Regions from separate parts of the Mus musculus genome. Here regions 1, 2, 3, 4 and 6 are each linked to region 5. Evidence: chromatin loops called from intact Hi-C (ENCODE). Cell type or tissue: gastrocnemius. All regions are shown on one strand.

Region 1 (5,000 bases), 52 kb before region 5:
TAAGGTAGACAAGGGAAAAGATGGGCAAACTCCCAGTGACCTGAAAACTCCCACTAGGTCCTACTTCTTAAAGTCTCTATCCCTTCCCAATAATCCCACAAGTTGAAGATAAAGCCTTTAACTCACTGAGTCCTGGGGGCAGCCATATTCAATCCACAGCAATGAAGTTAGACTTTTAAAAATCAACTCTGGGTGGCTTCCACAGTGATTTTCCACCTGACTGACCTCTGAGATTTTTGTCAGCCATGAGTCTCCTTCAGCAGTACTGCCAAAGCCTCCTCCTTCTTGACTCAGAACACTAGCCCATGTTCTTGGGCCACTCCAGGATGCTAATTGCGCTCTCTCTCTCTCTCTCTCTCTCTCTCTCTCTCTCTCTCTCTCTCTCTCTCTTCAATTAGGGAGAGCATCCCAGTCCCTGGCTGTGATGGTGAGTGTTCATTGTCCTGCTGACAGCATCTGGAATCACCTGGGACAGGAGACCCTGGGCGTGCCTAGGAAGGCTTATCTTGATTAATGTAATAATCAATTGATTGGTTGATTAAGAAGGCCCATCTTCTAACTGCAGACAAGACAATTCCCAGGTAGGGGATTTTGAACTGCATACATGGACTGGAGCAGCAGCCTGTTTGGTCCCTCTGCTTTCCTGATCTATGTATGTGATGTGAGCTTCTTTCTTGACTTCAATGGAACCCTTCAACAGTGAGCAGAAATAAGCCCCTATTCTCTCAATTTCTCTTGTCTCACAGTAGCAGCAAAGCAACTAAGAGGCAGACTCACAGTTCTTCCCTTCTTTCCTTCATCCGCCCATCTGTTCATCTATCCCTTCATTCAAGCCCATCTGTCTGTCTGTCCATCCATCCCTCCATACAGTCAATACTTATCACATGCCCATTGTGTCAGGCACTGAGCTAAGATCTGGGCAGACAGAAACAGAAACAAAAGGCTTCTCCCCACTCTCTCACCCAGCGAGTGTAAGTGGAGAGGCTAGCTAGTGCTCTGGTGGGCATGTGGGGAGAGTTCCGGCTTAAGGAATGTCAGAGATGGCTCATTGCAGGCTTAGAAAAGGCCTGGCACAAGTTGTATGTCTGCGTGAAATTTTTCCACGCAAAATGCTCAAAAGCTGTTCCTGCCACACCATCGCCATGGCAAAATCTACCTTCTAGGCTTACCTGCCTGCTGCACTGTTTGGACACAGTGTCACCAGCCTGTCTAAAGCCTGCTCTGCTATCTGGGGAAGACCTGAACCCTGATCTGTTTTTCTTTGCTAGCAAGAGCGTGAGTGACTTCCTTCATCCCTTTCAAATGATGGTAAGGCTCCGTGATCCGAGCCAAAGCAGGAGTGCTTCACAGCTGAGTCACTGGACGTTGGTTGATGGACGATATTACTTGTGTGCTCTGTTATCTCTGCTGGAGCCCTCTCAGCGGCGCCTCCCTATTGATGACTCCTAAATCGTTAGAATTCCTCGTGGCCATGAGAGTGACCCTTGGGGGTTCAGACAGGGGAAGAAAGATTTCTTTTAGATGTCATTAGTCAAAAAAAAAAAAAATGTGATGATGCCATTCATAAAAGCAACCACCAGAGCATGCATGGGTAGCACACTCCTCTCTCTGGGTGGAGTACTCCACTTAGTATTGATGCAGCCCTTCCTCTAGTGTCCGGGACAGTCTTTCATTTACATCTTGCAGGTGTTCTGAGAGATAGGCTCTAACTTCCATCCCAGTCTTTCAAATAAGGATGGTAAAAGACAGATTCAATAACCCAAAGTCACAAGGAGCCAGGATTTGATGTCCCAGCCTGGCTCACAATGTCCCAGCTTTTTCCTCACTAAGCTTCACTACCATAACCAAGGACAGGAAGAGGAGCCATGGAGAAGAGGAGGGAGGACCTTAAAGCCCAGCTCTTGCTAGAGTCCTTGTTTTTTCCTGGGTCTCCAGCAGAGGGCACCCATGACTTAAATTATGTGGGTTCCCACTTGGAAAAAAAAAAAAACCCGGATCCTAAACCTTCCTTTGTCCATTAGTCTTGAAATATTTCTAGCGTACTAACTGAAGGAAAGATCCATGGGAACAAGTAAGTTGATGTTTCAGAATATTTCTTGGAGGACTTGAAAAGGGGGCATTTAACCAAGAGCCTAACAAATGAGGCTTATTCCCAGACACTACACTAGGAAAGCCTGCTCCCCATTGACTTGCAAACGCTTGACGGTATGGAGCAAAGCCCTGTGTTTAGTAGGGTTTGGGGCATTCAGCCTTCCACACCTGTGTGTTAGGGAGTTTTCTTTCTAGGGGTATTTGTCACATCCTTTGCAGGAAATTACCTCAGAGGGACAATCCTGGAAGGCCACACTGGAGGTCAGATACAGAACTCCCCCTTGCATAGAGTCTCTGTGAGGGGAATCTCTGCATTTCTTTACCCTTTCGGTACACACAGTTAACAATGAGTGTGATCTGTTTTTATTTTATGTTCACTGGTGTTTTGCCTGCATGTACATCTGTGTAAGAGTGCCAGATCTCCTAAAGCTGGAGTTGCAGCTATAAGCTACCACATGGGTGTCAGGAATTGAACCAGAGTCCTCCGGAAGAACAGCCAGTGCTCTTAACCAGTGAGTCATCTCTCTAGCTCCCTCTTTTTCGGTGTTCAAGACAGGGTTAGTCTTTGTGGTCCTGGACCTCTGTACTAAGCTGACCTGAACTCAGAAATCAGACTGCCTCTGCCTCCCAAGGACTAGGATTAAAGCCGTGCGCCACTCGAGAGCTTTTAGGGCAAATGGGCCAAGTTTTTTTTCTGGTTGTAAGAAAGTCCCGCCAACCTTCTGCACATGACCCAGCTACTCTGAGGAGACCTGATAATTTTGGGGGATCCTCAGCAGTCTGTCTGCTATAGTGTACTTGTATCCTATGAAGCCCATGTACGAAAGTCACAAGGTGATATAAGGTACTGAGGTCCTGAACGGGTGGGGCCGTGGTGTCCCGCCTCTTCTTGCTGGAACAATCACAGCATGAACCATCCCCATGACCACAGGTGGGCAGATACCAGATCTGTTAGTGCCTCGGTCTTGAACTTCCAAATTCCCAAACTCTCAACAACATATTTCTGTTGTTTGTAAAGGGTCTAAGTTTGCGACATTTTATTGCAGCAGTCAAAATAGACAAAGACACCCCCAAAGTGACTCCTTTTCTGTGCATCCTGTGACATAAGAAAGTGGACTCAGTGTTAACTCACAGGCTGCCCTGGTGGCAGCCTCCAGCCAGGGGCTAGGTTCAGAACTTAGTTCTTCCTCTTGTGGGCTCATCAGCAGCCCCTGAGCAGCCTGCTTACTGGCTCTGGACCACAGCTTCCTCACTAGCGAAATGAAAACAGTGAGCTTCGCCCTCAGCATGATCCACAAATAAGGTAAGGATCTGAGGCTTAGTGGGGGACGCAGGGCAAGCACTCTGTATGCCTCAGCGGCTGCATCTGTGCAAATCAGGGCTCCATGGAAAGGAACTTTGTCATCTCTCATTGCCGAGGTCTTCACTGATGTCCCAGCAATTTCTTCTACTCTGGGTGACACGACCAAACTTCAGTCTTCCCCAGGGAGCATGACACCCCTCCCTCTATCTTTCCCAAATGCAAACTCCCCCCACTTCTGGGTGGTGTAGAAATTCTGCTCACTGGAGTCAGGTGCCTAGGCACTTGTCCCTCAGAACCGACCAGCTTGGAGGTCAGCTGAAGTTCAGGAGGGCCTCTGTTCTAGTCACTGTTTATAGATCTGCCAGAGTTTGTAAGTCAAAGGCCCATTTGGGGCCTCCAGAGCCAAGGCCAAGAGGGCAAGCACACAATGCAGCCCTTCTTTGGAGGCCTTGTTTACCTTCCGGGAGCAGGCAGGGTGTGGCAAGAACTTCTGGGTGGCGAGAATTACAGGGTGTGGTGAGAATGTTGGGTGTGGCTGCCCAGGCCAGGCCTTGAAGAAAGCTGCCAAGCAACAAGGCAGGGGACCCAGTGGCCCAGGTCTGACTGACTGTGGGGAAGTGGCTGGTGGTGTCTGCTGAGGCCTGGCTCTGCGGTAGAGTAACTAATGCCCTGACTCCCTCACTTGCCAAACACAATAATAGGGTAACAGACCAAGAAGGTACTTCACTCAGCATGGCCCTCCATAGCTTTCCTGTCATGTTAAAAAGTAAGCCCCAGGGGGCTTCGTGAGAGTCTTGGTGCCCACATTAACTATTTTTTTTTAAAGATTTATTTATTTTATTTATATGGGTACACTGTTGCTGTCTTCAGACAGAACCAGAAGAGGGCATCAGATCCCATTACAGACGGTTGTGAGCCACCATGTGGTTGCTGGGAATTGAACTCAGGACCTCTGGAAAGAGCAGTCAGTGCTCTTTACCACTGAGCCAGCCCCCCCTCCCCCGCCTCCCCCCCCCCCTATTCATTTTGGGACCTTGGTGAAATGGCTGGAGATTCTAATGTGACATGTAGCATTTCTTCCATCCAAGCTTTGGACTGAGCCTGGATCCATCTAGGATCAAGTGACCAGAGACCTTCAACCATCCATGAGAATGTTATTTTGGAGACTGTAGAAGCTCTGGTAGGGTTTTGGGGAGAGATGAGTCTGACCTGGGAGCCAGGAAGCCACTCTCTATCCTCTAACTAACTCACTGGATGAGATATCCACCCGGAATAAGATCCAAGGGAGAGACAGAAATCCACTCCATAGTTTTATTGTAAAGACCACCGGCCATATATCCAGATGATGTTCCAACTGGTAATAAGAACACATGCTCCACTATGTTTATAGCAGCCTTATTTATAATAGCCAGAAGCTGGAAAGAACCCAGATGCCCCTCAACAGAGGAATGGATATAGAAAATGTGCTACATTTACACAATGGAGTATTACTCAGCTATTAAAAACAATGAATTTATGAAATTCCTAGCCAAATGGATGGATCTGGAGGGCATCATCCTGAGTGAGGTAACCCAATCACAAAAGAACTCACATGGTATACACTCAC
Region 2 (5,000 bases), 110 kb after region 5:
CAGGTCTCTAGACTGAGGACCTGTCCTTGCAGGCTCCAGCAGCCTTCAGACTTGTCAGCTGGTTTCCGGGTGGGTCTAGCCAGTGTGAAGCCCAGGACCTGGAGAGCAGCAGGAAGGGAACGGGCATTTCCCCTCTTCCTTTGTGCAGGGGTGGGATCCTTGGCAGCTTCTGTGGCTCTTCTATGAGCTCTCACCAGCCCACACGATTCCAGCTTCCTGTGAGCGATGCCAGCCCCTGGGCTCTCGTCCCATGGCTTCCCCTCTTTGTCCCTCCCTCCTAGGAGTGGCAGCGACTTCCTGCTGTGGCTAGTCTCAGGATTGCTTCATCCCCTCTTGTTTGCCTTCTGGGTTTCTTTTCATCTCCCTGCATTAAATTTCCTCTGTTTTAAATATTCAGAGCGGCTTCTGTCTTCCTGGTTGGGCTCTCACACAAAGAAACAAAAATGTACTTAAAACAAAGGCGAAGGCGGCCAAAGAATTCAGGGGAACAGGAGTTGAGAAGAAATGGAAGAAACAGGATTTCACAGAGCCTGGCAGAACACTGGATATCCAGCAGCCGGAAGGAGTTCTGTTTCGAGGCATGCATATTCAAATACAGATACTTTCCTTGAGGTCATCAGCTCCCGAAGTAAAGGCGAACCATATGCTAGATAAAGGAAAGAAGAGCAGGAGAAAGGTTTTGGGTCCTAAGACACAAGTGCCAGTCCACGGCTCGTAGTGGATGCTGTGGATGGCTACAGGCTCCGTTCTACCCCGTCCCTCACGGCAGAGCAGCTGTGTTTACATGGGACTGGTCCTGCCTTCAGCTTCTGGGTTGTGGCCTTGATTGGCCCTGGTCATGGGCTCACATGTGGACATGTAGGTCCGTGCCACTCAGTGTGTGCCATCCCCCTGACCCTCGGTAAAATGAAAGCGAAGAGGTAATGCCCCTTCAGAAATTAACTTTCAGTGGCCACCTTTCCTGTTTGTTTTTGAGACAAGGTCTCAAGTGGATACCTAAAGGGGACCTTGGCTTCTGATCCTCTCACTTTTGTCTCAGAGCGCTGGGATTACACGTCATCACCGCACCTCATTTACATGGTGCTGAGGGTTTAACCCAGGGCTTCATGCATGCCAGGTAAACTGTTACCAACTGAGCTACTTCCCTAGCCTCGCTTATTGCTTCTAATTAAAAATCAAACAAGCAGACAAACAACAACAACAACAATGAAACCCCACAAAACAAAACAAGATAAAAACACTAAAAATTAAAAGCTGGCATAAAAATAAAGGCCAATGGGAGACAAACAATGTAGAACAGAGACGGCTTTCTGGTCAACCTGTGCCTGAATCCCGCCCCACCAACAGACTCTTCCTGTTACTTGAACATCTACATTCCTTTTGCCATTTAGTATCATTTGATATGAATTTTGATTCTCTCCACAGAAGATATACAACAATGTGATTTATTGGCTGTGTGTCTTTGGGTCAGTCACTTAATCTTTCTGATCCTCAGATTAGTTATCTAAAGGAATAGGAGGAAATTGTTTTGTAGACTTGTTTGAGGGGTGCTCAATATGAAAATGCTCTCTGTACACTGTAAGCTATTATTTGAATATTCTTATGACTGCATGCGCACTATATTTCAAGTGTTAATGTGGTCCAGTACACACTCCCCCTACCAAAAAAGTGTGCCAACTCTCATGAATGCAATTCTGTTAGATCCACCTCAATGCCGGATTGTGAGTGTCTAAGATGGGGCACCAGCTGCCATTATTCCTGTATGGACAGTTCTAAGTAGTTTATGTTTGAAGTCCCAGGGCCATCTATCTAATCTTGAAAAGGTTTATTTTAAACCCCCTGTCAAGTGGAGGTGACTGGCTAACTCTCCGTGTGACACTCACACATTTCCTTGTAAAAGTGTGTGGTTTGCGCTGCCACCTGGAGCTGCTTCGGAAAGTGGGTGTGTCACATTCCTCTCCCTGCATGAAAGTTCAGGTGTGTCCAGAAAAGACCTGCTGGCCAGCTCTGCCCTCGAAGCTGCTCAGAGTTTCTGCTCAGAAGTGGCTTGAGAGCCTGAGAGAGGCACGTAGGTATGAACTTTTCAAAGGGTATAGCTGAACTTTTCAGCTGGGTTTGTCATGCAGCTCAGTTGATAGAATACTTAACCAGCACGAACACAGCTCTGGGTTTGATTGGCTGTGCTGAGTAAACCAGGCGTGGTGGGATGAGCCTGACACTCCATCACTTAGAAGGTGGAGACAGGAGGATTAGAAGTTCAAGATTATCCGTGGTTGTATAGTAGGTTTGAGACCAGCCAGCGCTATATGAGATCCTAAGTCTAAAACAAAACAAAAATCAAAGAGCAGCAAAGGACACCTTGGGAAGTAAAAGGATATTTAACTTTGTTAAAGACCAGCATCCCACTGTAGTAATAGAATATTAAAGGTAACCATTTGTCTTAGGGTTTCTATTGCAACAAAAACCCACCATGACCAAATAGCAAGTTGGGGAGGGAAGGGCTTATTTGGGTTACACTACCACATTTGCTGTTCATCACTGAAGGAAGTCAGGACAGGAATTCAAGCCATGGAGAGATGCTGCTTTCTGGCTTGCTTCCCATGGCTTGCTCCACCTGCTTTCTTACAGAATCCAGGACCACGTGCTCAGGGATGGTACAACCCCCAATGGACTGGATCCTCTCCCACTGATCACTAATTGAGAAATTGCCTTATAGCTGGATCTCATGGAGGCCTTTCCTCAACTGAAGTTCCTTTCTCTCTGATGACTAGGTAGTGTCAAGTTGACACACAAAACCAGTCAGTATGCCATTTATCCAGCTTGATAAGTTCTCAAAGCACAAAGAAGTATCATGTGCACATTTCTTCTAATCACTGGGGTATCTCACACAGGCCTGGAGCTGGGGTTGCTGATGGTGGTCTATTAGGGCAGACAGAAGATGATGGAATGGAGAGCTTGATCTCTTCCATCCAATGACTGTGTGTGTGTGTGTGTGTTTGTTTGTGTAAAACTGTTAGAGATTATTTACATTGTGAATTTCTAAGTCATATCCTGCTACGGTTCCACCCAGAGGGATAGGGCTTAAATCTGAACTTTGCTAAGAAGATTGGCAAAAAATGCATAGGTAGTCCTTAGAGAAACTGTGTGTTCACCCTCGTCAGTCACACAGCTGTCCACCTTTGTCCTTTCATTTCTGTCTCCAGCTAGAACATCAGGCTCGGCTCAACTCTGCCTCCACAGGACCTAGTGTAGCTCTCTGTGAGAGTTCAGGTAAGTATATCAGGGCCTCCTGGCAAAGCCCATATCTTGAGGCCATGGTGAGGCCAGGAACAGTCATGGGCCAGGTAGTCAGCACAAGAATTGGCTGGGCCAGAGTGCAGAAGTTCAGGGCCAAATCATGTTGGAGATGGACGTTGCATCGAGGGAGTGGTCAATAGCACTTTGGTCTCAGGACACAATGTTGAAAGAGGATCTTGTTCCATCAAAGCAGTGGGGAGGAAGGTGAACAGCAGGCCCATCTAGGGAGGGGCTCATGCACAAGGAAGGAGGAAGGAGGGGGCCAGGGACTATAAAAGGGACCAGGAAGCACTTGGCTTTGTAACAAGCACTGAACTAGAGAAAAGGGCAACATGGTCCCTAGTCTCACCTGACTGCTTCAGAGCAGAGCAGTTGCCAAGTTTGTCTGCAAACGAGATTTACCTGGAACAACACTTTTGAAATCATCGTGTCTCAATTGAGAGTTACTGAATACGACAGTGGGTATGTGTGGAGAATTTTCAAAATCCTTTTGTAACAGGAATTTTGGCATGCTTCCCCCATACCCCAATGCTAGAGCATGATCTGATCACACACACACACACACACACACACACACACACACACACACACACACACTATGTGATTACAGTGAGTGACTGAGGCCCACCCTGATTCAAAAAGAATCATTTCTTGATGGAATGTGCAAGCTTTGTGTGCAGAAGTAGGGCGAAACTACTGTTACCACTTGTGGAAGATACAGTCTAACTATAATGGGCCATTATGATATTAGAGCTTCATTGTTATCATTTAGAAGTATGTGTGGCAAATTTTCTTTTTTAAACCCTTTTTGTTTCAGAGCCAGAGTCAAACTAAGCCTGAAAGTACAATATATTGATGCTGAACATAAAACAAGCCAGACAAGATGTTGACTGTTGTTGAAGCAGGACGGGGAGTTGGTTGCTTCCTAACATTCTTTAATTTGTGTGTGCCTGCCGTTTTCCTACATGGAGGATGGAGGGTCTGTTCTGGCTGCTGACAGATGATGGTCTTCATGCCCAGCATATGTGGGTGAGACCGAGTCCTGAAGCTAGCTGGGAAAGCTAGCCCAACAATCTCAAGGCTTAGAGCTTCCTTCCCTCTTAGAGTCTCAGTTCCCTGAAGGTACCTTCCCGTATCTCACAGCCATGGCGTACCCCTCTTCTGACCTGAGACACAGCCTTGCTGGTCTGCATCTTAGCACAGAGGAAAGAGGGAAAAACCTGCCAGCTGGGTCACCAGGTTAGTGGGTTAATTACTTCTCTGGTTGTAACAAAAATGCCCGCCCAAAGCAACTTCAGAAAAGAAGGGTTGATTTGGGCCTGTAGTTTAAAGGTCCAGTTCATCGTGTAAGAATGGCCTGGGGTGGCTGGTCCAAGCCAAGGTATAAAAACAGACAGCTGACAGGAAGTGAGGCTGGACTATCAAACCTCGAGGCCCTCTTCTATTGGACACATTTCCTCCAGTGAGGTTCTATCTCCTAAAGATTCCACAACTTTCCAAAAATCACTCCTCCATTTGGGGACCAAGTGTTCAAAATCATGAGCCTAAAGGAACAGTTCGTATCCAAACCACAACAGCTGGGTTCTCATGGTCTCCAAGCGGCCCCACAGCTCCTCCATGTTCTTTGCAAGTCACCTCTGGGTTTGGCTCTCAGGTCTTTCCTGGATCTGATGGAGAATAAAGTTTTGTTGTTGTTGTTGTTA
Region 3 (5,000 bases), 430 kb after region 5:
CTCCCACCACACCTCCCCACCGTGATGGTCCACACCTTCAAACTGAGAGCGGAAATAAACCCTTCCTTCCCTAAACTGTAGATGTTCTTACAGTAACGAGATGAGCAATGAACAGGCCATTTAAGATTAGAAAACATTGCCGGGCGGTGGTGGCGCACGCCTTTAATCCCAGCACTTGGGAGGCAGAGGCAGGCGGATTTCTGAGTTCCAGGACAGCCAGGGCTACACAGAGAAACCCTGTCTCGAAAAAACCAAACCAAAAAAAAAAAAAAAATAGAAAACATCTTTCAATGCTTCAGTGTCCCCAAGCAACTGTGGTGATTTTTTATTTTATTTTTTATTACTTTACTTTGGTTTATTTCCATTTAAATAATAAAAAAAATCTGTCTGTACTAAGTGAATTCTCATCCTTCTGACTGAATTGGTAAACCTCAGTGACACTGTGGGTGAGCTAGGACTGACAAGATGGCTGAGGAGGTGAAGACACCGGTCACCAGGTCTAACAGGCTGGGTTCTGTAAATCCGCAGGGAACAAAGAAGGAACCAACTCACTTGGGCTGCCCTCTGACCTCCACCCTGAGCCTTGGTGCACTGTTTGAAACTGATTTGTAACAGAATATCTACTAAAAAAGTTTAAGGTTACTAAGTAACTATAAAACTAATTTTCATTGAGCTAATCTGACAAAATGGCTTTAGACCAAGAGTAGGGCTTGTTCCCTAATTGAGTAATTAAAACTGATTCCTTCTAAAACAGAAGACCCTCTGGAAATGGAGGAAGTGTTTTAGGCTGAAGCGAACTGGTAGGAACTGAGAGGATCCCCAAACATGCATAGTGGAAACTCATTCAGGGTTCTCCGGCTGACTTCAGGCAGGGAGAGTGCTCCAAATCCCTTCCAAATGTGGGTCTGATTTCCCTGGAACTGGAAAATCGCCTTTAACATCAAACTGATCCCTTTGCTCCACAGTCTCCCGTTGAAAAGGGAGACCATTCCGACCAACCAGCTTTTCCCAGCCCCACCCCAGCTCCCACAAAGGAACTTAGTGCCGAATCTAGCACAGACCTCCTCTCCAGGGAATCCCAGAGGCTTGTGGGGTGCAAGAGTATAGATTCCAATCTCTGTCATGGCTTCATGGACCTCACCCACAGCACTTACAAAGTCATATGTATGTGCTATGCTCAACTTAAGTGGGATCTGTCCATATTTTCACCAAAAGGGCATCGATTCAGATTTCCCAAGACCCTCGCAATCTCTAAGAAACTTCAGTTGTCCATGGTGTTTTCCATTGGCACATCCTATCTGTACTGGCTAATTTTGTGTCAACTTGACACAGCTGGAGTTATCACAGAGAAAGGAGCTTCAGTTGAGGAAATGCCTCCATGAGATCCAGCTGTGGGGCATTTTCTCAATTAGTGATCAAGGGGGAAGGGCCCCTTGTGGGTGAGACCATCTCTGGGCTGGTAGTCTTGGTTCTATAAGAGAGCAGGCTGAGCAAGCCAGGGGAAGCAAGTCAGTAAGGGACATCCCTCCATGGCTTCTGCATCAGCTCCTGCTTCCTGACCTGCTTGAGTTCCAGTCCTGACTTCCTTGGTGATGAACAGCAATGTGGAAGTGTAAGCCGAATAAACACTTTCCTCCCCAACTTGCTTCTTGGACATGATGTTTGTGCAGGAATAGAAACCCTGACTAAGACACTATCAGCAGACGATTAACTAATTGATTTGGAAGTCAAAATTAAGTTTATACTGATTCTTGGCTGAAGGAACCCTGGTAATGTTTCCTGGCACCTGAGTTTACTTATCTGTAAAATGGGTTCATTCCCCTCTCCAGGTGGTTTCAAAGGATAAATGAGGCAGTATAGATACGGTACTTATTAAGGTACTTCTCAGAGCCAGGCCTGGTGGCTTGTGCCTGTAATTCTAACACTCCCAAGTCATCCTGGCTACACAATGAGTTGCTGGCAAAGCTTGAACACTATACAATGTAAGTATAGCATACCTCAAAACAAAGCAGCGACAAATTCCAATGGTTGACAGGAGGTGTAAAGCAATGTTTATGAACAGCAGCTGTTGTTCTTCCGGCCGCTGCTGTTGAAGAAGAGGTCACAGGGACCCATCTAGGAGGGTTTCAGAAAAGAGGACACAAACTGGTTAATGGGAAGGCCCTGCTACAGATCCCTGTCATTGGATACTTCCCACAACAATGTGTAGCTTAAGTAGGATCAGTCACCTGGTGGTCAGATGTTTCCAAGTTCCTGGGGGTGAGACCGTGCTCTGCTGGGGAGCCCAGGAACGCAGCCTGATTTCCTGGTTCAAAAATCACACCTGTGAAATTCTATCCAGGTGGGAAATTCTTCTGCCCTGAGACTCCTGAAGCCATGGTTCATTATCAAGATATTTTTCCAGGTCACTCTGAGGTCACCTCCTTAACTAATACCACAGTCTGGGAGGATAGCCACCCAGGTCAGCTTCAAGGGCTTTTGCCTAAAATTCCACAGTAACACCTCTTTCATTGACCGTTTACTATGTACCGGTTACAACACATATGGCGATATGGGCATCTATTTAAGACTCTCCAGGGTCTAGCTACAAAAATCTCTAGCAAAAGACCAGAAACTCAGGCGTGGCAACTAACCCAGTCAATCATCTGAGAATACAGCCAGCAGGCAAAAGACCCAATATTCCAGGTCTTTCTGACTCTGGTGCCTGTTACCATCAGGCTAGATGCCACTGTTAATGCAATATTCCTCTCCCCTGTCACCTGTGTTTACACTTGTCAGGGAAGCAAACAGGGTTTAAGAATCTCATTTTTCTCCCCCGCTGAGGACACAACACAGCCTGTGGTCACGAGTCAGGTCCTTCATGGCTCTACATTCTCCAGAATATTCTCCAGCCTTTCTCAGATCACGTCATATCTGCTCAGGACACAATATAATAGCCCATATTTCCATTTCTCTAGTTTGGCTAAGTGGCCACGTTTCTGAAACACCTGGTTGGAGCAAGAGTGCCACCTGCTGGAATATCTGGGTCACTGCCAACACTAATTCCTCCAGGCAGAGAGGGCAGGCCAGCAGGATGGGTTTCAGGAAAGCGGTGTGAAGCCCTTACTTCCTGGACACGTTCCTGGACAGCTCCAAGAACTCACTCAGCAATGTACAGGTCCAGATTTCACGGAAATTACCAGGGATTGCTCAAATACAGGTCTGAGAGTTTGAGTGTGTTCCTTGGGTTCAAAGCCCAGGCCTGGGATCAGGAAGATAGAATGCAGAACCATGGTAGTATAGGGTTGTAGTCTTATCTTTCTGTAACAATTTAAAATGTTGCTTGTCAGAATCTTTTGGTATTCACTTTGATGTTTTCAAAATAGGGCTTCGCTTATTTACAGACTTTTTGGAGGCACCCCTTTTTTCTTTTTCTTTTTTCTTTTCTTTTTTTTTTCTTTTTTTATTTTTTTGTGCTCATATTAACACCTCTCCTCCCCATCTTGTGCTTGCCGGATAAAGTCATCCCTGTTCCCCATCAGGCTAAGGCCAAACAGGGGGCTGCCAACCTGGACTGGATGAACAGCTAGCGGCGGGGTTGTCTGGGAAATGTTGAGATTTTATGAAGCAAGTATGTATATTTTCCGCGGTGATGGTTTATCATGCCCTGACTAGTCTCCAGGAAAGCCATGACTTTGTAAGGAGTAGTCTTTACAAAAATCTTCAGGCTTTATCAAGCAAACGGAAGATAGCAGTGGCTATAGCTGTAGAAACAGCATGGTCGCCCTGACAGAGACCCAGGCATTTGCCAGTGTGCATTGTTTTTGGACGCAGGTTGGTTAGGGGAGTGCCTCTCCCAGATAAACAGATTCTCAGCAGCGTGAGCCACTTCCTTCTTTGTCCCTGGCTTGCTGCTGCTTCCAGTCATCTCAGCCCTGTCACGGTTCTCAAGTGCAGTTCTTGGAAAGCTGCAGCCTCCCCTCTGGAATACCCGCTCATCCACCGAGGGCCTTGCATTCTCCTGCAAGATCATTTCTGTGCCAGCCTCACTGTTTCCTGGAAGCCCTGAGCATTTCACAAACACTCCTGGTAGCAAACATCCCCCCCCCCCCCCCCCGCCCAAATTGCATTCCTATTTATCTATCTTCCTCACAATATGGGGGAAGACTTGGGAGAGCAGGCTACTAACTGTTACTCATTTTGGAATCCGTAGCACTTAGCACAGATATTGAAATGTCTCAATGAACGAGTAATTAAATTTTGATTGAGGAAACAATCACTTATAATATTTTTCCCTAAAAACATTCCTTGGCTCTTTCGGCAATATATGAGCCTTGGTAGGGTCGATTGAAAGACAGATTTCACCACCATTCTTAACATTTCTTGGAGGTGTGAGTCTCTCTGACAGTCACAGTATGTGGGTGGGGCTCAGCCCAGCTTGGCCTCTGGAGAAGTAACTGACATCCAGACCACTTTCTGAGCATGCGCAGTGCCCACTTAGCAGTAAATGGCTCCAGGCAAGCCATGGGTTTTGCTGCTTTTTGTAATTCCTCATTTGCCTCCACCCATGCTCAGAGCAAGCGAGAGAGGAGAGAGAGAGAGAGAGAGAGAGAGAGAGAGAGAGAGAGAGAGAGAGAGAGAGAGAGAGAGAGAGAGCCAATAGGGGAATTCACAGGAGAGAGTGGCCATTGGCTGAAGCCAGCTGTCGCCTGGGAACCCCACAGCTTTATTGTCAAAGACCCAAACAGGAAATTGGTTGACCCAACTCACTTCCGCATCAGGATATAGAGAGCTGGATTTCGTGAGTCGGACCCGCTAGCTTTACTCTGTTTCCTTTTGCTAGAACAAAATTCATAAGAAATCGATAAGATCTCGGGGTGACAGCTCCAACCTTTGCTTCTCCCACACACTTCAGAGGAAAGCAAGCTTGAGGCAGGAGGCTAACCCAGCTGGTTTGCTCCCACCATGAGTTCAAGGCTGCAGGGGAAACACAGGGCTGAGCCCCATAGGGCTGTGGTTGT
Region 4 (5,000 bases), 230 kb after region 5:
AATGTACAAACATGACTGAATGATTATTATTAATACTTGGAGTTAAAGAATTCTTAGAAACCTGGGTAATGGATGTGACTGATACAGAAAAGTGACCACAGCACACTAAAAAAGGGTCAGTTGCCAATGGACCTTCTGTTCTGTATTTTTGAAAAACATTAGAAGAGGGGAAATGGAAAAAATATATTTTGAAATAACATCTGGGTAATAGGATCACAGGTGATATCCCCCCCGCCCCCCCCCCCGTCTTGTTTTTCCTGTTTCTCGTGACTTTTCTATGAGTATTGATGACAGGATCATCCTAAGCTGAAAACAGCAAAACTCTGAACTCACGTGGCACAACAGCTCAGCACTGTAGAGCTGATGCCTGAGAGCTTCCTGGCTCTTCCTTCATGGTTTACATGTGGCAGCTTCTGCACCCGTTATCACATCTGTATCGAATCCCTACACCCCAGTCATCACATCTGTATCGAATCCCTGCACCCCAGTCATCACATCTGTATCGAATCCCTGCACCCCTGTTATCACATTGCATTTGATCTTAGCCATATTTTCGTTTTTATCCCTACACCCCTATTATTATATATGTCTTTAACCCCTGCATGACCAAGTACTGCACATACATTCAAAGAAAGAAGTGGACAAGAAGGACTGCTAGGAGGTGGGGTGGGGTGGAGGGAAAGGACAAAAGGCCTGATTTGGGTCCTGTGACTGACCATACCTAGCTGGAAAGTGGATGGGGAGACAGAGTCTGGGAAACAGGATCGAAATCTGCCACTTTTGCAATGTCTGCCATGGCCAGCTACTGATTTTATAACCACTGGAATTTAAAAACCAGTTGTTTCCTTTATCCTTGACTCCTTCGATGTTTTCTCCTTCCCGCCACCCTCCACCTACTCAGGCTGCAACCATCAGCAAATTCACAGTCAACTGAGCCAAAAGGCTGAGGGGGAGACCAGAGAAGAGGCTGCAGCCGCCTCCTGGTGGGAGTGGAGCGATGGGCAGCGAGCCACAGGGCTGGGAACCAGCTTCTCTGTTCCGCTGACCTCATCTGGTCCTTCTGGTCCGAGGTTCTGGCTATGAATGTTTATCAGTGAAGACTTTGACAACTTCAGTAATAATATTTTCTAGGCTGTGCAGAGCTAGCCTGGGTATCTCATACAGAGAGACCTTTGGTTGCCCTCACCAAATAAACAGTTGCCCACAATCCCCACAAAGACAAGGGCTTAGGTTGCCTGGGTTCAAGTCTTGACTGGTGAGACCCTTGTGCCATGTCCCTGGACCATAAGCTGTGTTTGTTTCCTCCCCTGCAAAACAAGAATCCCCAGACTGTGCATTTCATAGGCAACTGGTGAAAGGTGGGCGGAGTCAACCTCTGTCAAGCGCTCAGAAGGCGCTTATCACACAGTGAGGGCTATGGAATGGAAAAATAAAATAAAAAAATAAGTAAACAAGAGAAAGAGCCTTAGGGTGTCTGGGTCCTGTGTGTTTGAAGCTACTTCTCGATCCATACAAAGCTGCAAGGAAGGGGCTGAACTTTTTTTCCTTTGTTCCTTGCTGGCTGAAGCGCACATGTCCTCTGTGGATTGGAGGAGGGTGCACAAGCCATACACATCTGTTGAGATGCCGGAGCAGCTGAAGGAACTCTTGGGGAGCCAGAGGCTATCACTGCCCTTACTAGAGATGGGGAACTGAGGCTGTAGATATGGGCCACAGCCACAGGCCTGGAAATGATGGAGCTGAGATTCCAGCTGGGCCTGTGACTCCCAAACCTGGACAGCCCCTATATTAAGCATAATACTTTTCCCAGACAAATTTTGACAAATCCTGAGGTTCACATTTACATCAATGCTCATTTTTAAAAGGGATCTATTTCTTTATTTTATTTTATTTTATTTTTTTTTTTATTTTTGGCTTTTCAAGACAGGGTTTCTTTGTGTAGCTCTGGCTGTCCTGGAATTTGCAGAGATCAGCCTGCCTCGGCCTCTGAGTGCTGGAATTAAAAACATCCACTACAACCAACCGGACTGGATTTATTTCTTCATATTCAACTTAGCAAGTCCAGAAGTTCAAGGCCAGCTCTGGCCAGCTGAAATAATGATTAACATCAGGGTTATCTTACAGGTCCAAAGTCCTCCCAGCAAACATCCTTTCTGCCCTTAGAATTTGTTGGTGGCCATCTCTGTGAAAGCCTCCCTCAAAGAGAAAAAAGAACTCTTGCCTGGTCGGAGTATTTTACTAAGGACTGCCATCACATCTGAGCAAACCACAGGCATTCAAAGAGGCGTCCCTAGTCCTATCCCTTTAAGAGAAAAGAAAGAAAGAATGACTCAGCCCCACCCTACCCCACCCTGTGCCTGCAAAGCTCTGGAGTCTGTGATGCCCAAGACAGAGCCAAGATAAGAAGAGTTGGAAACAAATTGAACTTAACAAAACAAAAAACAAGCCCTGTTGTTACCAGCTCCTAGGCACTTCTACCCTAAGTTGCAGTGTCCTAGGAAACGTGAACCAGGGTCACCTCTGGCCCCATTTGGGCCTTCTTCCTGGCCCCACCCCAAGCATAGCAACCCTGCCAGAAAACAGGCGCTGCCTCCATCAGCTCCCACCTCCCCCCTCCACGCATCTTTCCCCTTTTATATTGCTGGCTTCATAATGGTTTTCCTCCTGCTGCTGTGGGGTGAGAGGGTGTAAATGCCCCGGAGCAGCTGCGGGGAGCTCTCCAGTGCGGATCCTGTGGGTGGGGCCGGCAGTAGGCAGGAGAGACCAGGAGGGAGATTAGGTGAAACATTAGCCCTGGCCTTTTGGACACGGTCCAGTGTCTTTCAATGATTTCTTTGTGTGCTTTGGGTGCTGGGCTTGTTTGGCAGGGGACGGGCACCCATTAGAAGATTTCACAATGATTTGCCATGTTACAGTTCTAAACATGTCAACTCCTCACCGAGGTTAAATTTGTATTTTTACAGTCTCGTTAGACCTCCCCCCTCCCCCCAACACACCCTCCTCCCCCTAGGGAGCTTGAGGGAAAAGTACTCTAAGAGAATTAATCAAAATGACTAGGTAATGCTCTAAAAATAATAAATGTCGTTATGGGCTGGATCTCTTTCAAGTTCGAGTTCATTCTGTAAGCTTGGAGATCCACACGTCCAGTTGCCTGTCTTATGAGCTTTTTATTAGAAGAAAGTGGCCTGTTGTATAGAGACAGGTACTTTATGAAGACACATGGATGCTGCGACTCTCCCAACACTCAACTGTTTTTTTTTTTTTTTCAGCTAGATTCATTAAGCAATGTGACCTCGGAGGGGGCAAAGGGCAGACGCAGGAATCACTTCTTACCCTCTGTTCCTTCACCAGCCTTGCAAATTGGGATCTGCTACAGACCTGCTCAGAGCTCTGAAAGTAAGGGTGGCCAGGTCAGGGTCCAGATTCACCTCACTCACTCACAGGAGAGATGCTGCGTGCAAACAGCAACAGTAACAGCAATCAAATGAGCCAGTAACTCTGTATGTGTGTGTGTGGTGGTAGTGGTGTGTGTGTTGTTGTTTTGTTATCAGACAGATTCCCCCTATGGAAGCAGCTGGCTTTGAACTTGGCATCCTCTTGTCTCAGCCTCCCAAGTGCAGGGATTACAGTTGTGCAACTGTTACTATCACCATGGTTTCAAGACGCCTTCTGGGATATTAACTACAATAACAAAAAAAAAAATTGTGTGTGTGTGTGTGTGTGTGTGTGTGTGTACTCATTCTGGAGTGTGTGGAGGCCAAAGGTTGATGTCAGGGGCTTTCCTTAGTTGCCCTCTACCTTATTTTTTGAAACAAGGTCTCACACTGATCCTGGGGCTCCCTGACCCAGCTAGGCTGTCTGGCTAGCGAGCCCTAGGATACCCCCATCTCTGGGTGTCTCTGCTTCAACAGAGCTTGGATTCCAAATGTGTGCGGCCATACCTCGCTTTTGCATGGATACTGGAACGGTAAACTCAATCCTAATGCTGCATAGCAAGGAATGTATGTGTGCAACCATCTCCTCAGCCTCCTCCGCCTCTCAAGAATGTTGTTACGTGATGGGGAAAAATATGTAGCTGGGTCTTAGACTCCTACGGCCATTAAGCCTGGCTGTAACAAGATCAGATAGACCTTAAGGTGAGACTGAGAAGGAAAATCTAAATTGGAGAAAAAAGGAAACGGTGGTGATGAGTTGAATCCCTTGCCTACTTTAACTGATACAATTTTCTGGTTTTCCATTGGCCTTTTCAGTGAGTAGATGCCCCCAGATATCCATGAGCAAGGACCCTAACCACCCACAGCCCATAGATCATTTATGTGTGTCAGGCAGGGCTACTAGGTCAGAGTGATTGTGAAGAAAAATAGGAGCGAGGACTCCTGCAGCTTGATTGTGCTTGCTATTTGTGTCCAAGTCTGAGCCTGGCTGCTCTTGGGCCAAGTCACAAAGATATTTCCAACCTAAGAAATGTCATCAGGCCTGAGACTGCCCCTTAGATAATTCCTGGACCTTCATCTTCCAAAGAAAGGCTGATTGCAGTGTTATGGGTCCCAACCTTCGTTAGCCAGCCTCTATAAATCATGGCCTGGCAGAAAAGACCGGAGGGTCATGGGTAATTGAATTCCAACCAACCTTCACACCTAATTCAAGTCAACTCTCAGACCTCTTTCCTGGATCAATCTGCTGACAGAGCTGGTAAGTAACTATTGTTTTTAATTTTGAAAAAACCTCCACTGAGGGTCTATTGTGCATTTAGATTTGTGAGAGATGGAGCTATCATCTTCATTCATTCATTCATTCATTCATTCATTCATTCGTTAACTCACTCACTCAGTCAGCCAGTCCAATCTCCAGAATCCAGACTCATGAGTTAAGAGATAGTGGGAAGGAAGGGAAAGGTCACCTTGGGGTCAATCCTGGATTAAAAGAGTTCTCCAGACACCCTAACCTCCAGTCACTGCTGGGAGATAAGTCCTCACACTGTGGAACCGAAGCTTGTACTG
Region 5 (5,000 bases):
TGAAAGTGGCATTTCTAATACAGCTACACAAACCCTGACATTTCTGGAACAATATGCACAGCCTCTTCTGCCAGGAAACCTCGCATGGCAAGGCTGGGCAGCTCGGCAGAAGGTCCGCCCCATCCCCATGCTCGTCGGAAGAAGACAGTGAGGAAGAAACCCAGAAGCAACCACCATCAATGCTGCTTTTAACCCTCCAAGCCGTGTTTAAGTGGGTATGCAGCGCACACAGTGTGCAGTACCTTTACGGTCACTTAATTCTTTACTGATGGACTGACTCAAAGCAGCAAACCACGCTGCTCTGTGACAAGATCAGTTTAAATTGTCACCTTTGGCTGGGTGTGATGGTGCACCCATGGCCTTTTACACCAGCAGAGGCAGGTGGGTCTGTGTGAGTTTGAGGCCAGCCTTGGCTACAAAGTAAGTTGAGGACAGCCATAGCTACACAGAGAAACCAAGTCTCAAAACAAAACAAGACGAGACAAAACACATCACCTTTCATTAGAAACAAGGGCTAATGAGAGAGCTCAGCAGGCAAACATGTCTGCCGGTAAGCCTGACTACTACAGTTACCACACAGAGAATGGGCAAGCATGCACGCACACACACACACACACACACACACACACACACACACACACACACTCACACTCTGTCTTCTGGATATGGTTCCCACGTTAGCCCGCTGTCACTCTAGTGAAGGCGACACCGACCTTGAGCTCCTCCTCTGCCCTATAATTGCAATTCTGCTGCACAGAGCCACTGGCCGGCTGCTACAGGCTTCACGCAACTGCAGAGCCTTCCTATCCCAACTTGGTGTACAAGCTTAGCCCCTTGACTCAAGGCAAGGCCTTTACAGGTCCTCCTGGTTCCAGTGGCTAAATGAGCCAGTTTCTCCTGAGAAAGTGGAACTTCCACAAGTGTGAGGCTAGCCTGGGCTACACAGGCAAGACCCTGTCTCAGAAAACCAAAGCCCCGTAGAGGCTGCAGAGATGGCTCAGTGGTTAATTATACGTTATTGCTCTTACATCAGAGTGGCTCACAATTGCCTGTAACCTCAGCCCTAGGGGACCCATGGGCTCCATCAGCACCTTCTCCCGGCCTCCACGCGCACTTGCAGTCACCTGTCCCGGCCTCCACGGGCACTTGCAGTCACCTGCACGTGGACACGTCATTTCAAATAAAAATAAAATCGTTAAGAGAAGGTCCAGGTTCTAGACTCTTCGCATCTGCTACCTCAGTATGGAGAATGCGGTGCCCACGTCGCCTATCCATACCTGTGTTCTAGCAGTTAAGACATACGCATACATAAGCCCGAATGTGGTGCCAGGTGGCTCTTGTCCTTCAGCATGTCATTGGAACCTCTTTTAATTTTCATGGCAACATGTAAATTCTACCCACCAACACAAGGCCCTGACTTCACAACTAATTGTCCTAGACCCTAGGATGTATAATAATCTGCAAATACAATGTGACACCAGGCTGCTCAACTCCATGGTGCCATTACCCTCTTAGGTATCCTCGCAAAAGACAAAATGACAGCAAACAAACAAACAAACAAACAAACGAAAACTGGGTGATCTTATTAGGAAGAAAGAAAACCTGTTGTGTTTTGGCATCTAAGAACTGGTCCTAATTGAGCAACTACACACACAGGTAGGGCTCTAAGACCTGTCTGTGCCCCACCCTTAGAGAAGAAAGGTGTATCTCCAGTATCTTTAGAGACCTTAAAGCTAGCAAACAGGTGTTCTTCTCCCACTGATAAGGTCAGACAGTTTAGCAGCTTCCTAACAACACCTCAGATCTATCCCATAAGATGCTTATCTTGCCTCTCACACCCCCAGGTGTGGAAGGAAGGAGCCCAGAGGCTTTGAGGCCTCGAAGGTCTAACCCAGCCTCGAGGAGGCGATGCTTCTCACAGGAAGGACGCAGACCACACTCCTTTCTCAAGTTACGAGATCATCTTCCCTCTCAATTACTCATCTCCACAGATGTGCAGTTTTTGGATTTGTAGTACGTACTCTACTCACACCTGACTACATTTATTGGTTTCAAACCCCAGAGCAATATGTAAAGCAAGATGAATGATGCCCGGAGCCTCCCAACTGTTAGTAAGAGCTTCAAGGGGAAGCCAGGTGAGGCTGTGTATGCTTAGATCTCGGCACTCAGGATAAAGCTGATGCCGATGCAAGAGGATGCCTCAAGTTCAAGGCCGTCCTAGGCTCACCAAGAGTTGGGAGCAGCAGCTTTGCATGCCTGTGTGATGATGGTTAAGTTGTTCATTATAGTTAAACGTTTAACAGGGAAAGACAAAGAAAGGTCGGGAAGAAAACGGAGCACACCAACACACATCGGATTGCCTGTGCAAAAACAACAGCAGCAATTCTTCTGTACCAACTACCCTGGCCATTGCTTTGGGCTTTATGGTTTCTGGTGAGGAACCAGGGAAGAGGGGTACAACTCTTGGCAGAATAGCTGGCCTAGCACCACAAGGCCCTGCCTGGGTTCAATCCCTCCTACTTGAATTAAAGTTAATATTTAAATCAGGATAGAATGAGAAGAGAACTACCACTGTGCCTTCCACGTAACTAACACGTAAGCTAAGACCTGTAAGAACTGGGATCTTTAAACTTGGTTTGCAGTCGCTGTTATCCAGGGACAGTGCTCTGCAGTTATCGTTATCCTTTTTTTAAAGCTCGTTTTTCTTCTTTTAAAACAGAGTCTCACTATATAGCCTCGGCTGACCTAGAGCTCTACCTGCCTTCCAAGTGTTGGATTGCCAGGTGCATACTACCACATCTCCTTCATTTTTCAAAAGGGATTCTGAAACCAAAGACGCAAGTCTTTTACTTACCACCCTAGCAGCAATTCTAAAGAGAACCAGTAGGTGGCGCACGAAAACAGGCTTTGGAGCCTTAAGACGCTGGCAGAAGATTGGCGTTGTACGCCAGCCTTGGGGTCTTTAAAACCTTGTGGGTTTTAACCAAGCTGAGGAATCTTACTAACCACTTTATGTAGGCATTGCAGAAATGAGAAAGCCTCGAATGTGGTTGTTTCTTTACATCTTAGTTCTGTTTAGCTAAACACTCTCAATCTGAATTAGGCAATGCCAGGGGGAAAAAAAAACGGCACGGGGGGGCAAAACTTGTTTTGTTTTGTTTTTTTTTTTTTTTTTTTTTAGAAGTTACTGAGGTGCTTTAAAAAACCAACAATATAGGAAAAACCAGTTTTCCCCCAAATAATTTCCCATAATGGGGACAACTGGGTTATTTTGTGGGGAAGGGCTAGTCAAACCGAATTTTCATTGAAAAGTGATGTGCCTTCGGGAGCCCTCCCCTCTTCTACTTTTGACTGCAGATTATCAAACCAAGGGTCAGGTTTCTGTCAGCATGTAACTGTAGAAGTATATATTAGAAGCCTGGAGAATCATTTAGGCGACTTCTAGAAATGATACAGCTCTTACAGTCTGTGAGGCTCCCGGTACAACTACTTCCTAAGGGAGGCAATGAATGGAGGTGGAGGCTAACTAGAGCCAAGAGTTCTGTTTGCTGAGGACAAAGCAAGACTTGCCTGACATTCCCTCTCCTCTCTTCAGGCCTGACCCTAAGGCTTGCCCCAATTACCTGCTCCCTTCAAAGGGGAACCTCAGCCAGGTGTCCAGAGAACAGACTACTTAGACAACCCAACAAGCAACAATCGCCAGCACCTTCTTCACGCTCCCAAGCGAATTTTCAAAAGAGGAAGTAAGTATGTTGCTAGTCCCCACCCTCACTCTCCAAAGGAACTGACAGGGTAAAGATCTGAGCTCGCTGTGGATCTTGGCCAGGAGGGCAAGCGCCGTCCCTGGAGCTGAACTTCCTTTGTCGAGAACCCTTTCTTTACATTTCCTTAGCAAACTTTCTGAGCGCTCCCTGTGACCGGTACTACAGGAAGTACCATGCAATGGCCTGACCAGAAACGCAGAGGGGCAGGCACCCTAAGCCAGGCTTGCTTAGCGGGGCTGGCACCTACCTTGGAAGGGTGCCCACTTTTCACACCACCCAAGGACTCACCCACCTCACTCTTCCACTGTTGACCTGAACAGAATTCCACCGGATATTTCCGAATCTGTGCCTCTCATCAATTATTTCTGCATTAACGTGTTTTGTAAAAGGGAGAGGTTCATTGCTTGGCTTCAGATGGGATGCAATGACCCAGGGAGCCGGCGATCCGCCCTCCCCTCTCCGTGAACAAGCCACCCAATTTTACTTTTCTGCCTCCACCCATCGGCTCCACCCCATGGAGAGTTGCCAGGGCGAGTCCAACTTGTCCAAACAGGACATAGCTTCAGATAAGATTCTGCCCACACCCAGTACTTCGGAAAGACCAAGTGAAGCAATTGATTTTACATGTAAATAAGGACAGGTGGAGAGGCAGGGACGGGGCAGACTCTCTCCAGCTTTCCAACCCCCCCCCCCCAAACCCTCCCCCGAGAGCGCCGGTAGGGCTGCGGAGACCCAAATGTATATTACTCTCCAGGCCGGCTCTGACGTTCAAGGGCACCTGGTTGGTACTTGGGTTACACATTTGTTTTTCCTCCTTTATGCTCGCTGACAATTCTGTGTTTCAGTTTTAAGGGCAAGCCACCCAAGATCAATTGAAAAATACCCACAATGTCTTAGTCCTGCTGTGTACACAGCTCCAAAGGCCTCGCCTAAGCCCTCCCGGTTCTCCTCGGTGAGGCCTTACATAATCAAATCCAGAAAGGCTGCGTGAGGCCACGGGGCCTCTCATCTGCCTGGCTCACTAGGTGCCCTCCCTATCACTGGAGACCCACCTCACTCCACCCTGCTGGGCCTCCACCCATGGGGCCCCACCCTGCAGGGAGTGGGAAGGCTGGGAGGGACCCGACTGGCTCCAAGCTGAAGCCAGTTCCTGGAAATTCCACCCTGAACCAAGGATGGCTGGAACCTTAAAAATAACCAGAAAGAACTGTCAGGGTGGTGTAGTTCCCAGTGCAT
Region 6 (5,000 bases), 310 kb after region 5:
CTTACAAGGAGAGGGCTTTGTTTGGGCCCATGGTTTCAGAGGCCTCAATCCATTATGGTGGGAAAACATGGAGGGATATCTTACATCATGGAAGCCAAGAAGGGGGGCAATGCTGGCATTTTACATTTCTCTTTCTCCCTTTTATTCAACCCGTGCCCTGTGGGATGGAGCCCACCACATTCAGGCTGTCTTCTCTCCCCATCCTCCTTGGACGTATCCTGGCAGACACATCCAGGGATGAGTGTCATTGCTACTTAGGGGATTCTAAGTCCAGTCAAGTCGATGAGGCAGATTAACCATCAAACAAGACACCAGGTCCGTCTGTGACAATGTGTGTGTCTATATGCTACTCAGGTATCACTGTATTTTAAGGGCAAGAGCCTGAAGGATGGAGAGCTAGATATCATTGCTCTCTACTTTAACGGGGCCACCATTTATCCATTTCTTTCTCTCTTCTCTTTTCTTTATTTCTGTCTTCTTCCTCCTCCTCTTCCTCCTCCTCCTCTTTCTTTTTCTCCTTTCTTACTCTTTGTTGAGACAGGTTTTTTTTTTTCTATGTAGCATTGGCTATCCTGGAACTTGCACTGGAGACCAGACTGGCCTTGAACTCACAGAGATCCAACCTTCCTCTGCCTTTAGAGTGCTGAGATTAAAGGAGCATGTTACCACTGCCTGGCCGTTTGTCCACTTCTATCTGGCTACCCCCATTACTTCTTTGCATTTGTTTGTTTGTTTGGTTTGGTTTTTTTGCATAGGGTTTCACTATGTAATACAACGTGGTGAATGACCAGAATCTTGATGGATCTTGGTGAATTCTTTGATGAATCTCCAAGAAATTCACGGGCTCTGCCATAATTCACGGGCTCTGCCATGTGAGTAGCACCTACAGGTGCCTGAGACCCAAGCCTGTACCATTGGAGAAGCCAGAACTAGCGCAGCTTCCAAGCCTTGAGGTGGTCTCAGGAAGTCAACGGGAGAAGTCCTGTGCTGCTTGCACTCAGGGTGGCCCTTTGTCCTGCTTGCTGAGTTCTCCTTTCTCAACAGAAGCCAGCAGCCAAGCCTGGCTCCTTCATGAGATTTTTTTTTCCTCCCTTGGATGCAGCAGAGACCTCTTTCTACAAGTCCCAGAACTGTTTTCCCGGCTTTACAAACGAGGAAGCATGAATCTCTGTAGAGAAGCCTGCAGCCACTGGTTCTAAATGTTGAAGGAGAAAAATGAATGTATTCTTAGCCTGGACCTGCTAAGGACAGACCATGCACTGACACTTCCTGCCGGGTGCACCTTTCCTCCTCTTGCACACATGCTCCCCCTGCTGCCGGAAGCTGGAAGTGCGCCCGTGGGTGGGGCTGCGAGGACCACCTTAGCCCATGTTAATGCCCGCGTCAAAAAATTCCAAAGGAGTGACCAAAGACGAAATCATAGTCTTAAGATTCTTCCAAAGGTTCCGAATAAAGCTTTTCTTTTTCCATATCAGACATAGGCTTTGTAATAAAGGATGAATGTACACCTCCGTACCCTTCCTTAAAGGGTTAAATGAACGCAAGGACTTCAGGGTTAGAGTCGGTCACAGTTCCAGGATTTGATGAGCCTCGGCTTCTTTACCTGTACTTTGAACACAGTGACATTGTGCATCTCACAGCATAATTGTGGAACACATCCATGAATAGGAGTGTGCTAAATGTTATAACATAAACAAAATTACTGTGTGCTGTCTCTTCTAACATCCTCTTTCCCTCTCCTGCCTCCCCCTCCTTTCCCTCTCCTTTCCTCTTCTTTCTATCCCAGCTCCTCTTTCTCTCCCATTTTTAAAAACATATTTAAGTGGACATTATTTTGAAGCAGCTTAACCCTCCCACACCCCAAAAGGAAGGAAGGCAAAGAAAGTTCAGCCACAAACCGGAAGTAACAGAAAAAAAAAAAAAAGCCAACCCGTATCTCTGGCAAAACAGTAAAAAAGTGAAAGAAAGAAAGGAAGAAAGAAAAAATAAAGCAGTTTTAGGCTTTCGGGAGATCAAGTTCTATTTAGCTAACATGGGTTGCCAGCCTGGCTTGACCCCCTAAGTAGGGGGTTTTAGAGATGACTGGATAATTCTTGACCTCCGTTTGACCTCATAAATAGGAATTCTCATTCGGCATTGTAGGAGCTCTGGAGCTAGTAGGTTCCTGCCTTTTTAAATGTAGGTCTCTCCTCCTTTTCGCCGGTGGCAGTGGGCGGGCATGGGCTCGCGGCAGGGAGGGGCCGCCACGCCTGCGCCCTCCTGGGAGCCGCCCTGCCCTGCTGCTGCTGCTGCTCCTGCGGGCAGCTCAGGGCCCCGCTGGCTCCCTCCCTTCCTCTAGCAGCTCTGCCACGTGGTAGATTGGCTACTTCTGGGAATGTGAGAAAGCACTCCAATGAGGGCCATACCAAGAACTTTACAGCTCTATAAATTGTGTTAAACTTTCCTTACAAGCGTCTGTTTAGAGGAGACGAACCCTTAGATATTCTCTATAGCACAAGAAAACAGGGGCGACGGGACCAATCAGGACAGTGCTGGCTGTTGTGCTTGCTTAGTTCTTGAAAATGTTATAGCATTCTTTTGTCTTTTCCTTCTTGGGGGGTGGGGGGTGGGGGAGCGGTTTAAGGTAAGGAGGGGAGGGTCTAAAAAAGATGCGGGTGAACATCACCTCACCAGCTTTCATGGAAGTTTCTGCCCTAGGACTGAGGAAGAAGACAGCAGCCTTTCTGGCCCTGAACTTCTCCAAGTAAAGTGCTTGGGGAAAGGGGACCTATGTCTCTCTTTAGAGTAGCCCAAGTATATGGTACAGTGACATGGAATCAAATAAACGCATTCTTAAGGTTGGATCTTGCCACGACTTAGGCTGTGTGTTTTGAAACCGCTTAGCCAATGACCTCCCACTGTGCATGTGCAATGGAAACCTCTGTGTGTGTGTGTGTGTGTGTGTGTGTGTGTGTGTGTGTGTGTGTGTGTGTTGACCATGCGCCTGTCAACAGGAGAAGTCAGCCTGTGGTATTGATGGGAAGAGTGAAGAGGGCAAGGCCACAGAGCTGGTTTCCTGGGAAGGCCAGCCTAGGTCAAGGTCTGAATGCCGTATTCGGTACCAGTGATGATGGGTCTGCCAGCAATCCTTCATGGTAAATTAAACAACTGGCATTTGAAAACATAAGTCAAAATAAACATTTAACCTATTTATTATGTATTTATTTTACAAATTACACTGGGTGTGTTTCCAATGCAAAAACACACACACACACACACACACACACACACACACACACTCGGGTACCCTCTTAAGTAGAGAGCACATTTTAAATTAAAATTTTATTTTAATAGGTCATTTATTTCTACAATTCAAAAGTCAAATTTTAGAACACACTGTACCTGAAAGGTCTTGCCTAAACCTCCCTCACATCATCTGATTTCTTCAGGTTCTTTTTTTCCTTCATCGATAACCATTTTTTTAAATGTTACTTGTTTATGAAATTCTTGTAGATTCAGAGCCTGACCGTAAGTTGAGTCGCACACGGTTATGTTTTGAATTGGGTCTCTTTAAGTGGTATCTGGCTGGCCTAAACAACCTGCCTCTTGCCGGGGACCCCCAGGGACCACCGAGGACCCAGGAGATGGGCTACAAGAAAGAGAACCTGAGAGTTGAAGCTGCTATAGGGGAATAGGGTGACTCCATATGTTCTTCAAGAATCCAGCCAGACGAGGCTGGTTCGTCGAGTGAGTCCTGGGATTCTTGCCTGCTACTGATGGGAGTTGCTGGCTAGCTTCACAGGGAAAAGCTGTCTCAGGGGAGCTGCAAGGAAGCCCGGGACAGGTACAGGTCAGATCACACAGATCCAGCCCTCCCACAGCTTAAGGGTTTGCTCGGAAGAAAGAACCCCATACAGAGCTGGACTCTCCAGAGGTTCTCCAGCTTGAACAAGGCCGATCAGCTGGCAGGCAGGGGTAGGCTGCAGAATCAGCTTTTTGTCTTGTTTGGACTTCTGCCAGGTCTGTTGCAACAAAGTGCAGCCAAGGGCAGAAGTTTCCCATTTTGGGGGTGATAGATGCTGGAAAGCTGAGAGTCTGTGCACGTCTGAGGCTTGAGAGTGATGATCTGTTCCAGAACTTTCTCCTTGCCTTGTACTTACTTGTCTGATTTCTGTGTCTTCACCCTTTTGTGTTTGTCTGGATTCCCAAGGCCCTGGACTAGGATCTACCCTAAGTGCTTCATTTTAACTTCACCTTTGTAAAAAGAAAACACAAAAGCACCACTTATGAACAAAGCTACATTCTTGAAACATTGTTCAAAAATTACTTATAAACAAAGCTACATTCTTGAAACATTGTTCAAAAATTTATAGAAACATCTTGCATGGAAGTGAGGATACTATTGTGGTTTGAGTGTGCCTCCCCCTCCCCCCCCCCCAATTTCATGTGCTGAGAGCTTTCCCTCCATTCATTAGTTGGGGGCATTGGGCTTGATACTAGATCATTAGGACAAGAGAGTGCTGCACTGCAGGAGTGGGTTACTAGGGCAGGAGTGCTAGACTTAGTAGAAAAACACGACTGGCCTCTTGTTCACATGGCTGTTCCCATGCAATCTCTAGCTCTTCTGCCTTTTGCCATAGAATGACCCAGAATGAAAAGCAGCCCTTGATGAAATACCTTTATCAAGGAGTCCCTGGCCTCTAGACAGTGAAAAAAAAATCTCTCTTCTTAAAAGCTGCACAGTCTGAAGAGGACAGTGGTGGTTCATGCCTTTAATTCCAGCACTCCGTAGCTAGGGAGGTAGGAAGATCTCTGAGTTTGAGGCCAGCCTGGTCTATAGGGTGAGTTCTTAGACAGCCAGGGCTTTACAGAGAAGCCCAGTCTTGGGGGGGAAAATTACCCAGTCTGTGAGGATTCTGTTAGAGCAGCACAAAATGGACCAATAGACTCTAGCCTTTACTTTTTGCTTATTGTTTTTGGGACAAAGTCTCATTTCATAGCGCTGCTGTCCTGGAATTCAC

Evidence for each region. A loop is a pair of places that touch in the nucleus more often than their neighbours do. Peaks named below come from ENCODE experiments on the same cell type or tissue, not always from the same donor. Only the 100,000 strongest peaks of a DNase experiment are listed, where the experiment ranks them.
Region 1: it touches region 5 in a loop (2.3-fold over the local background); 17 of 42 quality-filtered maps call a loop at or near these places.
Region 2: it touches region 5 in a loop (3-fold over the local background); 12 of 42 quality-filtered maps call a loop at or near these places.
Region 3: a loop joins it to region 5, with 10 times the contacts of the local background. A loop is called at or near these places in 39 of 42 quality-filtered maps.
Region 4: a loop joins it to region 5, with 2.8 times the contacts of the local background. A loop is called at or near these places in 11 of 42 quality-filtered maps.
Region 6: a loop joins it to region 5, with 11 times the contacts of the local background. A loop is called at or near these places in 38 of 42 quality-filtered maps.

The regions. Positions count from the first base shown.
Region 1 is chr5:64,863,763-64,868,762 of GRCm38, reverse strand. No RefSeq gene overlaps it. Among named protein-coding and RNA genes, the nearest start is that of Gm31889, 13 kb to the left of the region's middle. In gastrocnemius, a CTCF peak has its summit at 1,930 (motif pointing right); a DNase peak (open chromatin) is centred at 1,934; H3K27ac peaks cover 1,924 bases.
Region 2 is chr5:64,697,188-64,702,187 of GRCm38, reverse strand. Gm26761 (a long non-coding RNA gene) reads left to right here and starts at 2,780. Exons shown (of 4, transcript XR_868446.2): 1 at 2,780-3,759. In gastrocnemius, no CTCF peak of the experiment used is centred here; DNase peaks (open chromatin) are centred at 205, 817 and 2,607; H3K4me3 peaks cover 931 bases; H3K27ac peaks cover 1,350 bases.
Region 3 is chr5:64,380,642-64,385,641 of GRCm38, reverse strand. Gm43837 (a long non-coding RNA gene) reads right to left here. Exons shown (of 3, transcript XR_003955925.1): 2 at 1,998-2,115. Among named protein-coding and RNA genes, the nearest start is that of Gm43837, 5.2 kb to the right of the region's middle. In gastrocnemius, a CTCF peak has its summit at 3,011 (motif pointing left); DNase peaks (open chromatin) are centred at 3,579, 3,917, 4,479, 4,675 and 1 more place; H3K27ac peaks cover 2,930 bases.
Region 4 is chr5:64,577,622-64,582,621 of GRCm38, reverse strand. No RefSeq gene overlaps it. Among named protein-coding and RNA genes, the nearest start is that of Gm3716, 31 kb to the left of the region's middle. In gastrocnemius, a CTCF peak has its summit at 974 (motif pointing left); DNase peaks (open chromatin) are centred at 994 and 2,637; H3K4me3 peaks cover 790 bases; H3K27ac peaks cover 4,271 bases.
Region 5 is chr5:64,811,560-64,816,559 of GRCm38, reverse strand. All of the region lies in intron 1 of Klf3 (Kruppel-like factor 3 (basic)), which reads right to left. Among named protein-coding and RNA genes, the nearest start is that of Gm31684, 2.8 kb to the left of the region's middle. In gastrocnemius, a CTCF peak has its summit at 2,879 (motif pointing right); DNase peaks (open chromatin) are centred at 2,898, 3,941, 4,253, 4,832 and 1 more place; H3K4me3 peaks cover 3,969 bases; H3K27ac peaks cover 4,358 bases.
Region 6 is chr5:64,502,664-64,507,663 of GRCm38, reverse strand. Gm52815 (a long non-coding RNA gene) reads right to left here. Exons shown (of 3, transcript XR_003955927.1): 3 at 1,884-4,233. Among named protein-coding and RNA genes, the nearest start is that of Gm52815, 9.5 kb to the right of the region's middle. In gastrocnemius, no CTCF peak of the experiment used is centred here; DNase peaks (open chromatin) are centred at 1,314, 2,237, 3,650, 3,930 and 1 more place; H3K4me3 peaks cover 1,496 bases; H3K27ac peaks cover 3,408 bases.